2 separate regions of the Homo sapiens genome follow, and region 1 is linked to region 2. Evidence: chromatin loops called from intact Hi-C (ENCODE). Cell type or tissue: chondrocyte. All regions are shown on one strand.

Region 1 (8,000 bases), 830 kb after region 2:
GGGGTGGATTTCCCCCTTGGTGCTGCTCGTGAGTGCTCATGAGATCTGGTTGTTTATTTTGGTTTTGTTTTTTGTTTTGTTTTGTTGAGACGGAGTCTTGCTCTGTCGCCCAGGCTAGAGTGCAGTGGCATGATCTCAGCTCACTGCAACCTCTGCCTCCTGGGTTCAAGCGATTCTCTTGCCTCAGCCTCCTGAGTAGCAGGGATTACAGGCATCCACCACTACATCCAGCTAATTTTTGTGTGTGTCTGTATTTTTGTAGAGACAACATTTCACCATGTTGGCCAGGCTGGTCTTGAACTCCTGACTTCAGGTGATCCGCCTGCCTTGGCCTCCCAAAGTGCTGGGATTATAGGCATGAGCCACCGCACCCAGCATGAAATCTGGTTGTTTAAAGTGTATCACCTCCCACCTCTCTCTCCTCCTCCTACACCAGCCATGTAAGATGTGCCTGCTTCCCCTTCTTCCATGACTGTAAGTTTCCTGAGGCCTCCCCAGCCATGCTTCTTGTAGAGCCTGCAGAACCATGAGACAATTAAAACTCTTTTCTTTATAAATTACTCAGTTTCAGTTTTTTTTTTAATGGCAGTGTGATAATGGACTAATACAGCACCTGATCCTCAGTCTGTCCAAGAATGTGACCCAGACCTCCCAGGCTGCAGTGCAGTGGCTTGATCTCGGCTCACTGCAACCTCTGCCTCCTGGGTTCAAGTGATTCTTTTGCCTCAGCCTCCCCAGCAGCTGAGACTACAAGCGTACACCACTGTGCCCAGCTAATTTTTGTATTTTTAGTAGAGACAGGGTTTTACCATGTTGCCCAGGCTGGTGTTTTTTGTTTATTAAGAGATGGGGTCTCCCTATATTACCCAGACTGAACTCAACCTCCTGGGCTCAAGCAATCCAGAAGAGCAAAAGAGAAGAGCATGGCATGGCCACAGCGAGTTCCACTTCTTTTTTTTTCTGAGATGGAGTCTCACTCTGTCACCCAGGCTGGAGTGCAGTGGCGCAACCTCGGCTCACTGCAAACTCTGCCTCCCAGGTTCATGCCATTCTCCTGCCTCAGCCTCCCAAGTAGCTGGGACTATAGGCACCCATCACCACGCCCAGCTAATTTTTTTTATTTTCAGTAGAGATGGGATTTCACCACGTTGGCCAGGATGGTCTCAATCTCCTGACCTTGTGTTCCGCCCGCCTCGGCCTCCCAAAGAGCTGGGATTACAGGCGTGAGCCACTGCACCTGGCCCAGCGAGTTCCACTTCTAAGTGGGCAAGGATCAAATACACAGAAAACGCACATGGATGGTGGGGCCAGCCAAGGGTGGGACTGTTGAGGCTGGAACTCCATAATGGCCAGCTTGTCTCATGCTGGACTTGAAGTTCTTGAGAGCAGGCTCCTACTTTTTTTTTTTTTTTTTTTTTTGAGACGGAGTTTAGCTCTGTCACCCAGGCTAGAGTACAGTGGTGCAATCTCAGCTTACTGCAACCTCCACCTCCCAGGTTCAAGTGAATCTCCTACCTCAGCCTCCCAAGTAGCTGGGATTACAGGCATGCACCAGCATGCCCAGCTAATTTTTGTATTTTTAGTAGAGACGGGGTTTTGCCATGTTGGCCAGGCTGGTCTGGAACTCCTGACCTCAAATGATCAGCCTGCTTCAGCCTCCCAAACTGCTGGGATAACAGGTGTGAGTCACCATGCCCAGCCTCTAATGCACAAGTGTTCAGCAATGAACGCATGCATCCATGAATGAATGGCTGCTTGACAGTCATTAGCAAATGATTGAAGTTCTGCACTTTCAATGGGAATATAGACTTACACTTTAAGGGACATTCAGTGGGAAGCATCAGGCAGCCATCAGCATTTATTTCTTAAGCATCTAACATATGCCAGGCTGTTCTGGACATTAGAAATTCCTTCCTTCCTTCCTTCCCTCCTTCCCTCCCTCCCTCCCTCCCTCCCTCCTTTCTTTCCTTCCTTCCTTCCTTCCTTCCTTCTTTCTTTTTCTTTCCAGACAGAGTCTCCCAGGCTGGAGTGCAGCGATACAATCATAACTTACTGCAGGCTTAAACTCCTGGGCTCAGTCAGCCTCCTGCCTCAGCCTCCTGAGTAGCTGGGACTACACATGCATGCCACCTCATATGGCTAATTTTTTAATTTTTGCAGATACAGGGCTTCACTATGTTGCCCAGGCTGGTCTCGAACTCCTGGGCTCAAGTGATCCTCCACCTCAGCCTCCCAAAGTGATAGGATGACAGGCGTGAGCCACTATGCCTGGCCAAGAAGGAAACTTTCCTCCAGGAACTCACATTCCAGAGGAGACAGAAGAGGAGTCAGAGAGATTGGAGAGTGGCCTGTGAGAAAAATTCTACATTTTACAGTAGAAGAAACTGAGGCTCAGCAAAGTACATACTTACCCAGGCCACACGGCTGGCAAACAGCAGTGCCAAGATTTGAACCCATGTCTGTGTGACCCCCAAAGAGCCACAGACAGAGATAAATGAAGGAGGGAGGTGGAGAGTTTTCTCCCTGGTTCAACGAACCCAAAAGATGTGTCTCAAAGACCAAAAACATCCGCACCTGGGGGCCGGGCACGGTGGCTCACACCTGTAATCTCAGCACTTTGGGAGGCCGAGGCAGGCAGATCACCTGAGGGCAGGACTTCAAGACCAGTGTGTCCAACGTGGCAAAATCTTGTCTCTACTAAAAACACAAAAATTAGCCGGGCATGGTTGCACCTACCTACAGTCCTAGCTACTAAGGAGGCTGAGGCAGGAGAATCACCTGAACCCAGGAGGTGGAGGTTACAGTGAGTCAAGAGCACCCCACTGCACTCCAGCCTGGGCAACAGAGCAAGACTCCATCTCAAAACAACAAACAACAACAACAAAAATATCTGCACCTGGGAAATGCTCAAAGCCTTTTGTATTTCATAGATCCCAGGCCTGAAATATATCAGCTGGTTCCTAATGGCAGTCAGGCTCTTGCCAATCTCAGCATCACACTGTGATTAAGAGCCCAGTGCTACATCTCCGTGCCGGCTTTTCATCTGTAACATGAAACTATACCTACCCCATAGAGTGTTACAATCATGAAATCAGTTAATAAGTGTAAAATTATTTAAGTTCCCAATACATCGTCAATACTCGGAAATTGTTATTATTACCTCCAGCTTTCGCTTTCTTTTGTGTCCTTTGTTCCCTGATGATTTCTCAGAAGTAACTCAATAAATTTGCCCTCCATACAAATCTCCATTCTCTTAGTCTAGTGATAAAATCCGAGGGTTGGTTGAGAAGGACAGAGAGCAACCTTGGAAAATGTGTTTGTATGACCAGCGCGGTTTCACAGGTTAAGTCATCTTCCCCTCCCGACACTTTTTTCAGGCTGGGTCTCGCTCTGTTTCCCAGGCTGGAGTGAAACAGCACAATCATAGCTCACTGCAGCCAGCCTAAACCTCCAGGGCTCAAGCAATCCTCCCAGCTTAGCCTCCCAAATAGCTGGGACAATAGGCCCTCGTCACAACTGCTGGCTAATTTTTTCGTATTTTGGAGCTCTCACTTTGTTGCTCAGGCTGGTCTGGAACTCCTGGGCTCCAGTGATCTTCCCGCCTCAGCTTCCCAAAGTGCAGAGATTACAGGCGTGAGCCACCGCGCCCTGCCTGGACACTTTAGAAATGGTGTTTTGGGCTGGGTTTAGGAGCTTTGAACTTTGGGGTTAGCCTGACCTCTAGTGGGCAAACAGAAAACAGTACAAAGCTGGCGGGAGATGCTCAAATGTGGCAAAGCGAAGTCCCCGCCCTGGCAGGACGCTTTATTGAGTAGCTGTTATTGACAGCTTACTAGATGTTGAATTTAAGCACCTCATTGAAGTCCACACAGATTGTAAGTGGCAGGGTTGGGGTCTCCCAAGCCTGTCTGGCCTCAGAGCCTTCTTGTTTATCCACAAGGCACAGCGCCTGGCTGGAGAAAACCATCACGTTGCATCCAGACAGGTGACCCAGTGGATAAAGCCCTTCCCTTACATCATTGAAACAACACACACATCCTGTGACAAAGGTTATTACACCCACTTCTTACACCTAGAAGCTGCAGTGCTCAACAGCCTAGCCCAAAGTCATACTCCGTCCTTCATTCAATGCTAATTTATCACTCAGTCTTCAGCATAGTGCTGGACACTGGAAATAAATGGAAAGCAAAACACACAAGATCCCTACCCTGCCCGCAAAAGGCTTGGAGATTAATCAGTTGCTACCAGAACTGAGGTCCCCGTTGCCCAGGCAAATGATCTTTTTGCTATGACACTAGGAATGCCAGCTGATTTTCTGGGTGGCTAGTTTTTGGTTTATTTGCTTGTTGTTGTTTTTTTGTTTGTGTTTTTGGTTTTTTTGAGACAGACTCTTGCTGTGTCACCCAAGCTGGAGTGCTGTGGTGTGATCTCAGCTCACTGCAACCTCTGTCTCCTGGGTTCAAGCGATTCTCGTGCCTCAGCCTCCCAAGTAGCTGAGACTACAGGCACCCACCACCATGCCTGGCTAATTTTTATTAGACGGGATTTCACCATGTTGGCCAGGCTGGTCTCAATCTCCTGACCTCAAGTGATCCACCTGCCTCAGGTGTCCCAAAGTACTGGGATTACAGTTGTGAGCCACTGCACCTGGCCTGGTCTTCTTACCTGGACTAGAAATTCAGCAAAGATGGGGATACTAGGGCTTAATTTTCTTTTACTCTATCCACAGATCCAGAGCCTGAGTCCAGTTCTGCCTGACTCCAAATTTCACCTTTTTTTCCCTTTTCTTTTCTTTTTTTTTTTTTTTTAATGAGACAAGGTCTTGCTCTGTCACCCAAGCTGGAGTGCAGTGGCACGATTATGACTCACTGCAGCCTCAATCTCCCAGGCTCAAGCAATCCACCCACCTCAGCCTTCCAAGAAGTTGAGACTATAGGCGCACACCACGCCTGGCTAATTTTTTTTATTTTTCATTTTTTAAAAATGTTTTGTAAAGATGGGGTTTCACTGTGTTGCCCAGGCTGATCTTGAACTCCTGGGCTCAAACAACCCTCCCATCTTGGCCTTCCAAAGTGCTAGGATCACAGGCATGAGTCACTGAGCCCTCTTTTCTTTTCCCTTAATTTTTATCTTAAGGACGGGATCTTGCTCTGTTGCCGAGACTAGAGTGCAGTGGCACAATCATAGCTCACTGCAGCCTCAGACTCTTGGCCTCAACCAATCCTCCTGTCTCAGCCTCTCACGTAGCTGGAACTATAGGCACAAATCACCACGCAATCTCACACTTTTAACCACTGCACTATAATACTTTGTCCCTGACTTCTGGGCACTGTTGTTTGATCTACAAAGTTCCATGTGGTTCCATGTACTTACATATGCGTTGTTGGTCTGCGAGTTGGTTTCCTGAGATAATTTTTTTTTTTTTAGACGAAGTCACTCTGTCACCCAGGCTGTAGTGCAGTGGCACGATCTCAGTTCACTGCAACCTCCACCTCCCGGGTTCAAGGGATTCTCCTGCCTCAGCCTCCTGAGTAGCTGGGACTACAGCAATGTGCCGCCCCACCCAGCTACATTTTGTAAAGTTAGTGGAGACGATGTTTCACTATGTTGGTCAGGCTGCTCTTGAACTCCTGACCTCAGGTGATCTGCCCACCTCGGCTTCCCAAAGTGCTGGGATTACAGGCGTGAGCCCCCTCCCACCTGGCCCCTGAGATAAGGATTAAAGTGCAAATCATTTATCTGAGAATTGACCCCAGGAAGCACTGTGGGGGAATGGGGAAGTATATTAGTCTGCTAAAGCTGCCAAAACAAAATGCCATAGACTGGGTGGCTTAAACAACAGGAATATACTTTCTCACAGTTCTGGAGGCTGGAAGTTCAAGATCAAAGTGCTGGCAGGGTTGGTTTCCTCAGAGGCCTCTCTCCTTGGCTGCAGGTGGCTGACCTCCTGCTGCCTTTTCACATGGTTGTCTGTCTGTGCAGCAGATGCCTGGTGTCTCTCGGTGTCCTAATCTCCTCTGTTAAGTACAACCGTCGGATTGGATTAGGGCCCACCCTTACAGCCTCATTTTAGCTTATTAACCTCTTGAAAAGCCCTATTTCCAAATGCAGTCACGTTCTGAAGCACTGGGGGTTGAGACTTCAACATGTGAATTGGGAGGGGAGCACACAGTTCAGTCCCTAACAGGAAGTAAGACGGGAGGGAAAGACACAATGAAAGGGCATTTGACTAAGTAGGTTACTGCTGTGGGGAACCGGGGCTGATCCCACTGGGTACATCTGAGACAGTTTAGGACACTCTCTCATGCCTGTAATCCCAGGACTTTGGGAGGCCGAGGCGGGCGGATCACAAGGTCAGGAGTTTGAGACCAGCCTGGTCAACATAGTGAAACCCCATCTCTACTAAAAATACGAAAATTTAGCCAGGCGTGGTGGCGTGTGCCTGTAGTCCCAGCTACTCAGGAGGCTGAGGCAGGAGACTCACTTGAACCTGGGAGACAGAGGTTGCAGTGAGCAGAGATTGCACCATTGCACTCCAGCCAGGGCAACAGTGCGGGACTCTGTCTCAAGAAAAAAAAAAAAAAACACTCTCAAGCTAAGTGTGATGGCTCACGCTTGTAATCCCAGCACTTGGGGAAGCCTAAACGGGCGGATCCCTTGAGTCCAGGAGTTCAAGTCTAGCTTGGGCAACATAGAGAGCCCTCATCTCTACCAAAAGAAAATGAAGAAATAAGGCTAGTGCAGTGGCACTCACCTGTAGTCCCGTCTACTCTAGAGGCTGAGGTGGGAGGATCGCTTGAGCCCAGGAGGTCAAGATTGCAATGAGCTGTGATTGCACCACCGTACTCCAGCCTGGGCCACAGAGAAAGACCTTGTCTAAAAAATAAATAAATAAAAATAAAATAAACACTCTCAGGGTGATCCTTCCCTGCTGAGGAACAAGGAGTGGGGTGTTTATCTTTCATTGCCCATCTGTGTTGTCAATGGCTGCTTCCAGGACATTAGCTCCCCAGCACTCACAGTCTAAGAGAAAGTATTCGGGCTGACAGATGCAGCTGCTCACAGCAGGATGCAGTCAGCATGAAAAGGGACAGTGAGTGCGTGAGGATTTGGGTGGGGCACTGACTGTCTTGCTATGCCACCCCATAAACCCCCTAAGTCCATCAGATTCTTTTTTTTTGAAATAGGATCTTGCCCTATCACCCAGGCTGGAGTGCAGTGGCCCAATTGTAGCTCACTGCAACCTTGACCTCCTGGGCTCAAGTGATTCTCCCACCTCAGCTTCCCAAGTAGCTGAGACTACATTTGTGCACCACCATGCCTCACTAACTTATTTAAATTATTTTTTGTAGAGACAGGGCCTCACGATGTTGCCCAGGCTGGTCTTGAACTCCTGGCCTCAAGTGATCCTCCTGCCTTGGCCTCTCGAAGTGCTGGGATTACAGGCATATGCCACAATGCTCAGCCTACCTGATTCTTATGTTATGGTACCTGGCTCTGAGCCAACTCTAGTTTGTTTCAACAGCAGATCTTTAAGTGATTTTTCTACCAATTGTATGTGCCAACAAATTGCCAAGTCAAGTCAGAGCATTTCCATTACAGCCTGCTTGGTTTCCTGTTTTAGCTACTCTTTCCATCCCAGAGCGGGAGCAATTTCACTGTCTCACATTCCAGCTCAAGCTTATGAGTCAGGACTCTTTGGGCCCAGTGCAGTGGCTCACGCCTGTAATCCCAGCACTTTAGAAGGCTGAGGCAGGCAGTTCACCTGAGGTCAGGAGTTTGAGAACAGCCTGGCCAACACGGTGAAATCCCATCTCTACTAAAAATACAAAAATTAGCCAGGCATGGTGGCATGTTTCTGTGGTCCCAGCTATTCAGGAGGCTGAGGCAGGGGAATTGCTTGAACCCAGGAGGCAGAGGTTGAAGTGAGCTGAGATTGTGCCATTGCACTCCAACCTGGGTGACAGAGCAAAACTCCATCTCAGAAAAGAAGAAAGAAA
Region 2 (8,000 bases):
GGAGGATGGCTTGAGCCCAGGAGGCGGAGGTTGCAGTGAGCCAAAATCGTGCCACCGCACTCTAGCCTGGGCAACAGAGCCAGACCATATCTCAAAAAAAAAAAAAAAAAAGTTTATCTACAAAAATGCTTTTGTGCCTCTTACATACAACCCTTCCAGAGGAAAGGCCTAGCTGAGAGTAAGAGATGGTTGAAAAAATGCAATGTTATGATTGCTGAACAGGGCACGACTGTTTTTGTAATATTGGAGAAAATAATTAAAGCCTGGCACCTGGGGAGGCTTGATCCCTGGAAGCCTCCTCTTGCTGAAGGAAAATTCCCAGTGCTGCCTTTCCATGTGCTGTGAGTGCTTTGAGTTCAGACTGACAACAGAGTGGGTCTAGCTTCTATGCTTTCCATGAAGATCTCCCACAAATGTCATCCATGCTCATGAGATGGATCAACTTGTATCCTGAACAAGCAAAACTGTTTGGGACTCACTGCCTTCAGGCAGTCCCTTGGAAGCCAAGGACTCTGGGAACTTTTCAGATGGGACTGGAAACACTTGGGCAGGAGTTCCCCTGGTAGGAGGTCTGTTCACCTGTACAGCCTAATGGATGTCCTGCTTGAGGTGCCCTAATATTGCAAATTCTTTGTTTACAGGGGTACCACCTGTGCCCCTGGGACTGTGCTTCTGTACATGACCACAACTCTCATGATGTCCCCTCAGCCCTGGAAAGCATTTGGGTTAGCTTCCGCTTACTGGTCAGAGTTATACTGTGCCTGAATTGATGCCTCAGGTCAGGTTGAAAAAAAAAAAAAAGGTTCAGACAGCAATTAAGGGCTGGGCACGGTGGCTCATGCCTGTAATCCCGGCACTTTGGGAGGCTGAGGTGGGCAGATCACCTGAGGTCAGGAGTTTGAGACCAGCCTGACCGACATGGTGAAAAGTAAAAATACAAAAATAAAAAAATTAGCTGGGTGTGGTGGTGTGCACCTGTAGTCCCTACAAAAATAAAAAAATTAGCTGGGTGTGGTGGTGTGCACCTGTAGTCCCAGCTACTCGGGAGGCTGAGGCAGGAGAATCGCTTGAACCCAGGAGGTGGAGGCTGCAGTGAGCCAAGATCACGCCACTGCACTCCAGCCTGGGTGACAGAGCAAGACTCCATCTCAACAACAACAACAAAAAGGAATTAAGGAGGAAGCCACCTGGCTTCCTAAGATAGACTTTATGGTTAATGGGATTTATTTTAGCTGGTTAAGTCCAGGACCCCTACCAGGAAGAACTGAGGTCCATATTTGAGGTTGGTCTCACCCTTTTGCATGTGGTCCTACTAATAATAATTTTGCTGTAAAGAAGCCTCAATAAGGAGATGGACTGTGTGAAAAGAGATGAGAAAGCAGGCCTGTTTGCAAGGCTGGCCCTTGGCTGGCATCTGAAAGCTTGGATTTCAGGAGGGTTCTCATTACTCCCTAAATGATAAGAGTGGCTCACTGTGCCTAAACTGTTCGTACAAACAATGTGGGTTATGCCCAACATCTGCTTTCCTTCTGGGAGTCAGATTTTCATATGTGTTAGGCAGAGGATGAGGTGAGCAGCTCCCAATGAGAACCCTGAACACTGAGTCTGTAATGAGCTTCCCTTGTATACAACATTGCACATGGGTTGTCACAACTGATTGCTGGAGGAATTGTGTCCTATGTGACTCTGCTGGGAGAGGACTGTGGGAGGCTTACACCTGGTTTCCCTGGACTTTGTCCATGCGCTTTTTTCCTTTGCTGATTTTGCTTCCTAGCCTTTCGCTGTAGTAAAACATAGCCATGAGTATGACTACAGGCTGAGTCTGTGAATCTCCTAGTACATCATCAGACTAGGAGGTGGTGGTGTTGGCACCCCCCAGCACAGGGCACAAGGGAGACTTGCAGGGTGTTTGTCATGTTCCCTTTCTCAATCTGGGTGTGGTTTACAGATTTGTTCAGTTTGTGAAAATTCACTGAGCTCTATGAACAATTATAATATGTACATTTTTTTCTGTAAGTGTATTAAATTTCAATAAAAAGAATTCACACTATAGGGGTACAAAATAACTTAATTTTTCAAAGTCTTCCTTTTATTCAGCCAACATTTTAGTAAGTACCCTTTTTTTTTTACCAAGCACTGCTCTGGGAGCTTGGGACATGGGGTAGAAAGGACGGCATCATTGTCCTCATTGTCCTTCAGCTTAGCTGCAAGGCAGGTGAAGGATGCTTATAGTATGGTTGATTTTTGCTGGGCTCTATGAAGGATCAGAGGGTGCTAAGGAGGCACAGAGAAAGAGCTTTTAACGTGGGTATTTTACTGTTCCAGGGTTGCCACTCAAGTACCTACAGAACAAACGGGTGTAGCTGTAAACTGTGGCAAACTGAAAGCATGTAGGCACAGAGTAAGTAGCTAGAGCTGATTTTTTTCAGGAAAGGCCACAAATCCCAACTTTTATGAGCTCCTCTTTTAAATGCTGTAAATGTTTTACAATGGCGGGGCGCGGTGGCTCACGCCTGTAATCCCAGCATTTGGGAGGCCGAGGGGCAGATCACTTGAGGTCAGGAGTTCAAGACCAGCCTGGCCAACATGGTGAAACCTCTTCTCTACTAAAATTACAAAAATTAGCCGGGCATGGTGGTGCATGCTTGTAATTCCAGCTGCTAGGGAGGCCGAGGCGGGAGGATTGCTTGAACCCGGGAAGCAGAGGTTGCAGTGAGCTGAGATCGTGCCACTGCACTCCAGCCTGGGCGACAGAGCAAGATTCCGTCACACACACAAAAAAAAGGCGTGGGGGGAGGCCAAACAAAACCCCGCAAGACACATTTGGCTATGACCTGCCAGTTTGCTAGGCATTCTTCCAACCTTCCCTCCCTCTGACCAAGAAACTGAGTGTCCACTATTTTAGGCCCTGGGAAATTCAGTAGCGAGGAGGCCAGACAGCTTCGTTGCATCATGGGGGGCTCTGGTACTGTGCTTCTCCAACTTCAGGATGTGTAGGAATCACCTGAGCAGTCTTGTTGAGAGGCGGACACTGACTCGGGAGGTCTGGGGTAGGGCCTGAACGTTTGCCTTTGCGGTTCTAACAAGCTCTCAGGTGATGGCGATGCTACTGTTCCCTGGCCCCGAGGTAGAGGAAGATTTAAGTAAAAGCTTCCTGGAGGAGGCGCAAGTGAACCGCAGGAGCTTTCCCGGACGCCCGAGAAAGGGAGAAACCCCGAAGGAATTCCTCCTCTCTCGGGGCTGGGTCTCCGCATCCACGCCGGGTTTGGTTTCCCAGGCTATCCCACGTGTTCGGGCGTCCGTGTCAATCAGGTTTTCCCCGGCTGGGTCCGGGTTTAAAGGCTGCTGCTGCGCAGGGCGCTCCCATGGTGCCGCGCGGCGGGCGGGTTTGGATTTTAAATCCCCGCGGCCAATCAGTGGCGCGCAGGCTTTTGTAACGTTCCCAGCGCCGCGTTTGAATTCGGGGAGGAGCGGAGCGGTGCGGAGGCTCTGCTCGGATCGAGGTCTGCAGCGCAGCTTCGGGAGCATGAGTGCTGCAGTGACTGCAGGGAAGCTGGCACGGGCACCGGCCGACCCTGGGAAAGCCGGGGTCCCCGGAGTTGCAGCTCCCGGAGCTCCGGCGGCGGCTCCACCGGCGAAAGAGATCCCGGAGGTCCTAGTGGACCCACGCAGCCGGCGGCGCTATGTGCGGGGCCGCTTTTTGGGCAAGGGCGGCTTTGCCAAGTGCTTCGAGATCTCGGACGCGGACACCAAGGAGGTGTTCGCGGGCAAGATTGTGCCTAAGTCTCTGCTGCTCAAGCCGCACCAGAGGGAGAAGATGTCCATGGAAATATCCATTCACCGCAGCCTCGCCCACCAGCACGTCGTAGGATTCCACGGCTTTTTCGAGGACAACGACTTCGTGTTCGTGGTGTTGGAGCTCTGCCGCCGGAGGGTGAGTGTCGCTGCTGGGGAACTGGAACTGCCTGCGGGGCAGTTGGAGCGCCCAGACCTGGAGCTGCTGGAAAGAGTACCCAGCAAGGGAGAGCCTGGGACTTGGAGCTGCTAGAGAAGGGTGCTGGGAGCCTCCCGCTTACGTATGGAAAGTGTCTTTGGTAAGGGCTTCTTGGCTCTGGGAGCTGCTAGAGGAGGGGGTTCCAGTGAAGTGGAGTCTGAGTCATGTTGCTGATAGGGAAGTCAGCTTCTGGACGCGAGGTGCTGGGGGGAGGGGTGCTGGTAATGGACGCTAGGGCCCTGGAGTACCCAGGGAGGAGTCCCAGGTTAGTGATGCCGCGCCCTGGGAGCTTCTGGGGTGGAGCTGGGTCAGTGGGGGGGTAGTTGGAGCCAGACTTCGGGCCTTCCGGGGGAGATACGAGTCAGGAAAGGGATCTGGTGCTGGGGACTCGGAGCTTCCGGAGTGGGGCTGAGAGAGGACCCCCAGGTAAGGGGGGAAGCTAGTAGGAGAAGGGGTGCTGCGAATGGTTGTGGACAGTGTTAAGGCAGGGTCCAGATGCCGCTGTGCTGGAGAAGGAATGGGGTGGGGGCATAGGGAAGGAGAGAAACCCACCAAGACCCCTCTTTCATCCCTTGGGAGTCCAGAGTCCAGTCCTGTGCTTCCTTTGCCTGGTAACCCTCTCCCTTCCCCACCGGCCTCAATCCACCTCCCCATCCCTCCTGCCCTCTCCTTCCCACCCACAGTCTCTCCTGGAGCTGCACAAGAGGAGGAAAGCCCTGACTGAGCCTGAGGCCCGATACTACCTACGGCAAATTGTGCTTGGCTGCCAGTACCTGCACCGAAACCGAGTTATTCATCGAGACCTCAAGCTGGGCAACCTTTTCCTGAATGAAGATCTGGAGGTGAAAATAGGTGAGTTGCTGAGCCTGCAGGGGTGCTTGACATCACTACAAGAGGCTGGAATTTGGAGGAGGCTGGGAGAAAGGAAGGAGACAACCCACAAGTCAGTATCTTGCCTACAGATGCATTATTTTTTTGTGCCCCAATGCAATATTTTTTTTTTACAAAGAATTTGAATTTGTTTTTATTTTTTAAATTGGAAGGTTTGATTGAACAAAAAGTTTGATTCAGAACTCCTTTTAAACAGGTGAAAGCTTCAGTAATACGAGGACAGCATTTTCTTAGGGCAGCCCTTTGCTGGGCTGGAAAACAGCTGTCCCCTTCAGACTTCTTTGCCACAGTCTCTACTCCTCCCTATTCTTCACAGACTTGCCAAGTCTTGGAGGTTAACTTGCTTGATCCTTGAAGGCATTGGAGTTTTACTATCCCTGTCAGTTCCTGTTTCAAAGCATAGCCCCTTTCTAAAAGGAGGGGTGAGAAGTGTCACTGGAGGCACCTCCCTGGTGTCAGCATGGGAGGAAGATTCCTGGGCAAGCCTTGCTACATACAAGGAGCAGAGGCTTGTGGGATCAGATGGCCCTGGTTCTGGATGGTCAAACCTTAACTAGCCTTCTGCATTGACAGATGTCAGAGGCTGGCATCTAAGTACCAACTCTTCCTCCCTCTGTCCCAGGGGATTTTGGACTGGCAACCAAAGTCGAATATGACGGGGAGAGGAAGAAGACCCTGTGTGGGACTCCTAATTACATAGCTCCCGAGGTGCTGAGCAAGAAAGGGCACAGTTTCGAGGTGGATGTGTGGTCCATTGGGTGTATCATGTAAGTTGGGAGTTGTCTCTGGACCAACCTGGTCTCAGCAGGGGCAACTTTGGGACATCCTACCTGGCTGACCTTTTCTGTGGACCTTTCGGCCTGCTTTACAGAAAGCCTACTCCAAGGGACAAGTCATCCCCAAACAAAGCCTAATTGTCATATCTTTCCCTGTCACTGGTGTATCCTGTCGGATTTCTGCAGCCTAGGTCATGGGTACAGCGGAGGAGGAGGAGGGAGAGTCTCCACAACCTTACTGTAGTCCTTTGCTAGAGTTGTCCACAGGGCAGCATCACCATCATCTGGGAACTTGTATACACAATCTCAGGACCCAGACTACTTACTGGATCAGAATCTGGATTTTTAACAAGGTCCCTTGGTGATTCCCTTGCACAATAAGGTCTTAAACACCGATGAGCATTAGCATGGTGGGGGAAATTAGGCCAGGAGTTACAGATGGAAAGATGATGTGCCAGTGGTCTGTCTGGATTAAGACCATCAGCAGCGGTTGGTGGCAGGCAGAGGCTTGGGCCTTTTCAGGTGTTATCTTTCTTGTTTTGGGCCTAGGTACTGGAGAGTTAGAAATGAGTTGTAGCAATGGCTTTCATACGTCTTTGCAGTGGGGTTTTTTCAAATGAAAACTTGAAGACTTAAGTACAGAACTGCTAAAGGTGGAGCTGCTTCTGTAAGCGCAGGTAGCCCTTTGACCTGTTTTGCATGACAGGCAGCATCTGAGGCCCTTGCACAGAGTCCTAGATGACCACAGGCTATAGCTAAAAAATCACTGGCCCTTAAGAATCCTGGTCTCACCATGTGTATTCTGCTGAGGGCTTATTCTAGCCAATGTCATGGCTTCTGGGGCTGCTCAGTGGACTTAGGGATTGTCTTCAGGGGCCCCAGAGTTAGAGTGAGTGTCCAGAGGATGCCTGACCTTTGTTCTGACCCTGAGATGATTTCTCTCATGTCTGGGTTGTGGCTGGGAGACTGGTGCCAAATCCTACCTTGTGCTTACAGGTATACCTTGTTAGTGGGCAAACCACCTTTTGAGACTTCTTGCCTAAAAGAGACCTACCTCCGGATCAAGAAGAATGAATACAGTATTCCCAAGGTGACTAATGATGCTTTAAGTTTACATTTATTTTGTTTTCCCCAGAAGCTGTTTATGGAGCCCAGCAATATCCTAGGACCAGAAATAGGTCTATCCCACCTCTAAGGTAGCCACAGAGCTTGAGAGGGCCTGTGTCTGAAATTGCATACAGAACTTGACATGTATGTGCACATAAGCATTTTTTCTAGGGGGAGAGAGTTGGCAGATTCTCAAGAGATTGGGTAACCCAAAAGTTGTGTAAAAAGCAAAAAACAAAGGAGGTAGGAAGGAGTAGGAGGCAAAAGTGCTTAATCTTTAGAAATGGTTTATCTTAATTCAAATGGATTCTGCCACTTAGCGAGATCACATTGGGCAAATGGCCTGCATCTTTTTTTTTTTTTTTTTTATTTGAGGTGGAGTTTTGCTCTTGTTGCCCAGTGCAGTGGCATGATCTTGACTCACTGCAACCTCCACCTCCCAGGTTCAAGCGATTCTCCTGCCTCAGCCTCCCAAGTAGCTGGGATTACAGGCACCCACCACCTCGCCTGGCTTTTTTTTTTTTTTTTTGTATTTTTAGTAGAGACGGGGTTTCACCATGTTGGCCAGGCTGGTCTCGAACTCCTGACCTCAGGTGATCCACCCGCCTTGGCCTCCCAAAGTGCTGGGATTACAGGCGTGAGCCACCATACCCAGCCTGGCCTGCATCTTCTGAACCATAGTTTCCATATATAAAGTGGAGTTCCTGCCTTGGAGCACCTCACAGAGTGCCTTGCATGTGGTGAGTGCTCTCAGAATTATGAATCACTGTGAATCCCAGGGCTTCCTAATGGCATAGTTGTGTGCATTTTCTTTTTTTTTTTTTTTTTTTTTTTGAGATGGAGTCTCGCTCTGTCGCCCAGGCTGGAATGCAGTGGTACAATCTCGGCTCACTGCAAGCTCTGCCTCCCAGGTTCATGGCATTCTCCCGCCTCAGCCTCCTGAGTAGCTGGAACTACAGGCACCAGCCACCATGCCCGGCTTCTTTTTTCTGTATTTGTGGTAGAGACAGGGTTTGACCGTGTTAGCCAGGATGGTCTCGATCTCCTGACCTTGTGATCCACCTGCTTCGGACTCCCTAAGTGCTGAGATTACAGGCGTGAGCCACCGCGCCCGGCCATGGTGTGCATTTTCACAACCACCAACAGAAATACATTTAAAGGAATAGCTGGTTCCTGCAGAAGCCTAGCACACAGCCAGTTTGAAGTGTAGTGTCCTTGTGTGAAGCCAGGAG

Evidence for each region. Hi-C counts contacts between places; a loop is a spot of excess contacts. Peaks named below come from ENCODE experiments on the same cell type or tissue, not always from the same donor. Only the 100,000 strongest peaks of a DNase experiment are listed, where the experiment ranks them.
Region 1: it touches region 2 in a loop (2.9-fold over the local background); 4 of 110 quality-filtered maps call a loop at or near these places.

The regions. Positions count from the first base shown.
Region 1 is chr16:24,501,217-24,509,216 of GRCh38, forward strand. No RefSeq gene overlaps it. Among named protein-coding and RNA genes, the nearest start is that of RBBP6, 34 kb to the right of the region's middle. In chondrocyte, CTCF peaks have their summits at 3,712 (motif pointing left) and 3,921; no DNase peak of the experiment used is centred here.
Region 2 is chr16:23,675,407-23,683,406 of GRCh38, forward strand. It overlaps DCTN5 (dynactin subunit 5), which reads left to right. Exons shown (of 6, transcript NM_032486.4): 6 at 1-2,066. It overlaps PLK1 (polo like kinase 1), which reads left to right and starts at 3,483. Exons shown (of 10, transcript NM_005030.6): 1 at 3,483-3,934; 2 at 4,678-4,846; 3 at 5,508-5,652; 4 at 6,658-6,751. The coding sequence starts at 3,527. In chondrocyte, CTCF peaks have their summits at 3,203 and 3,418; a DNase peak (open chromatin) is centred at 3,404.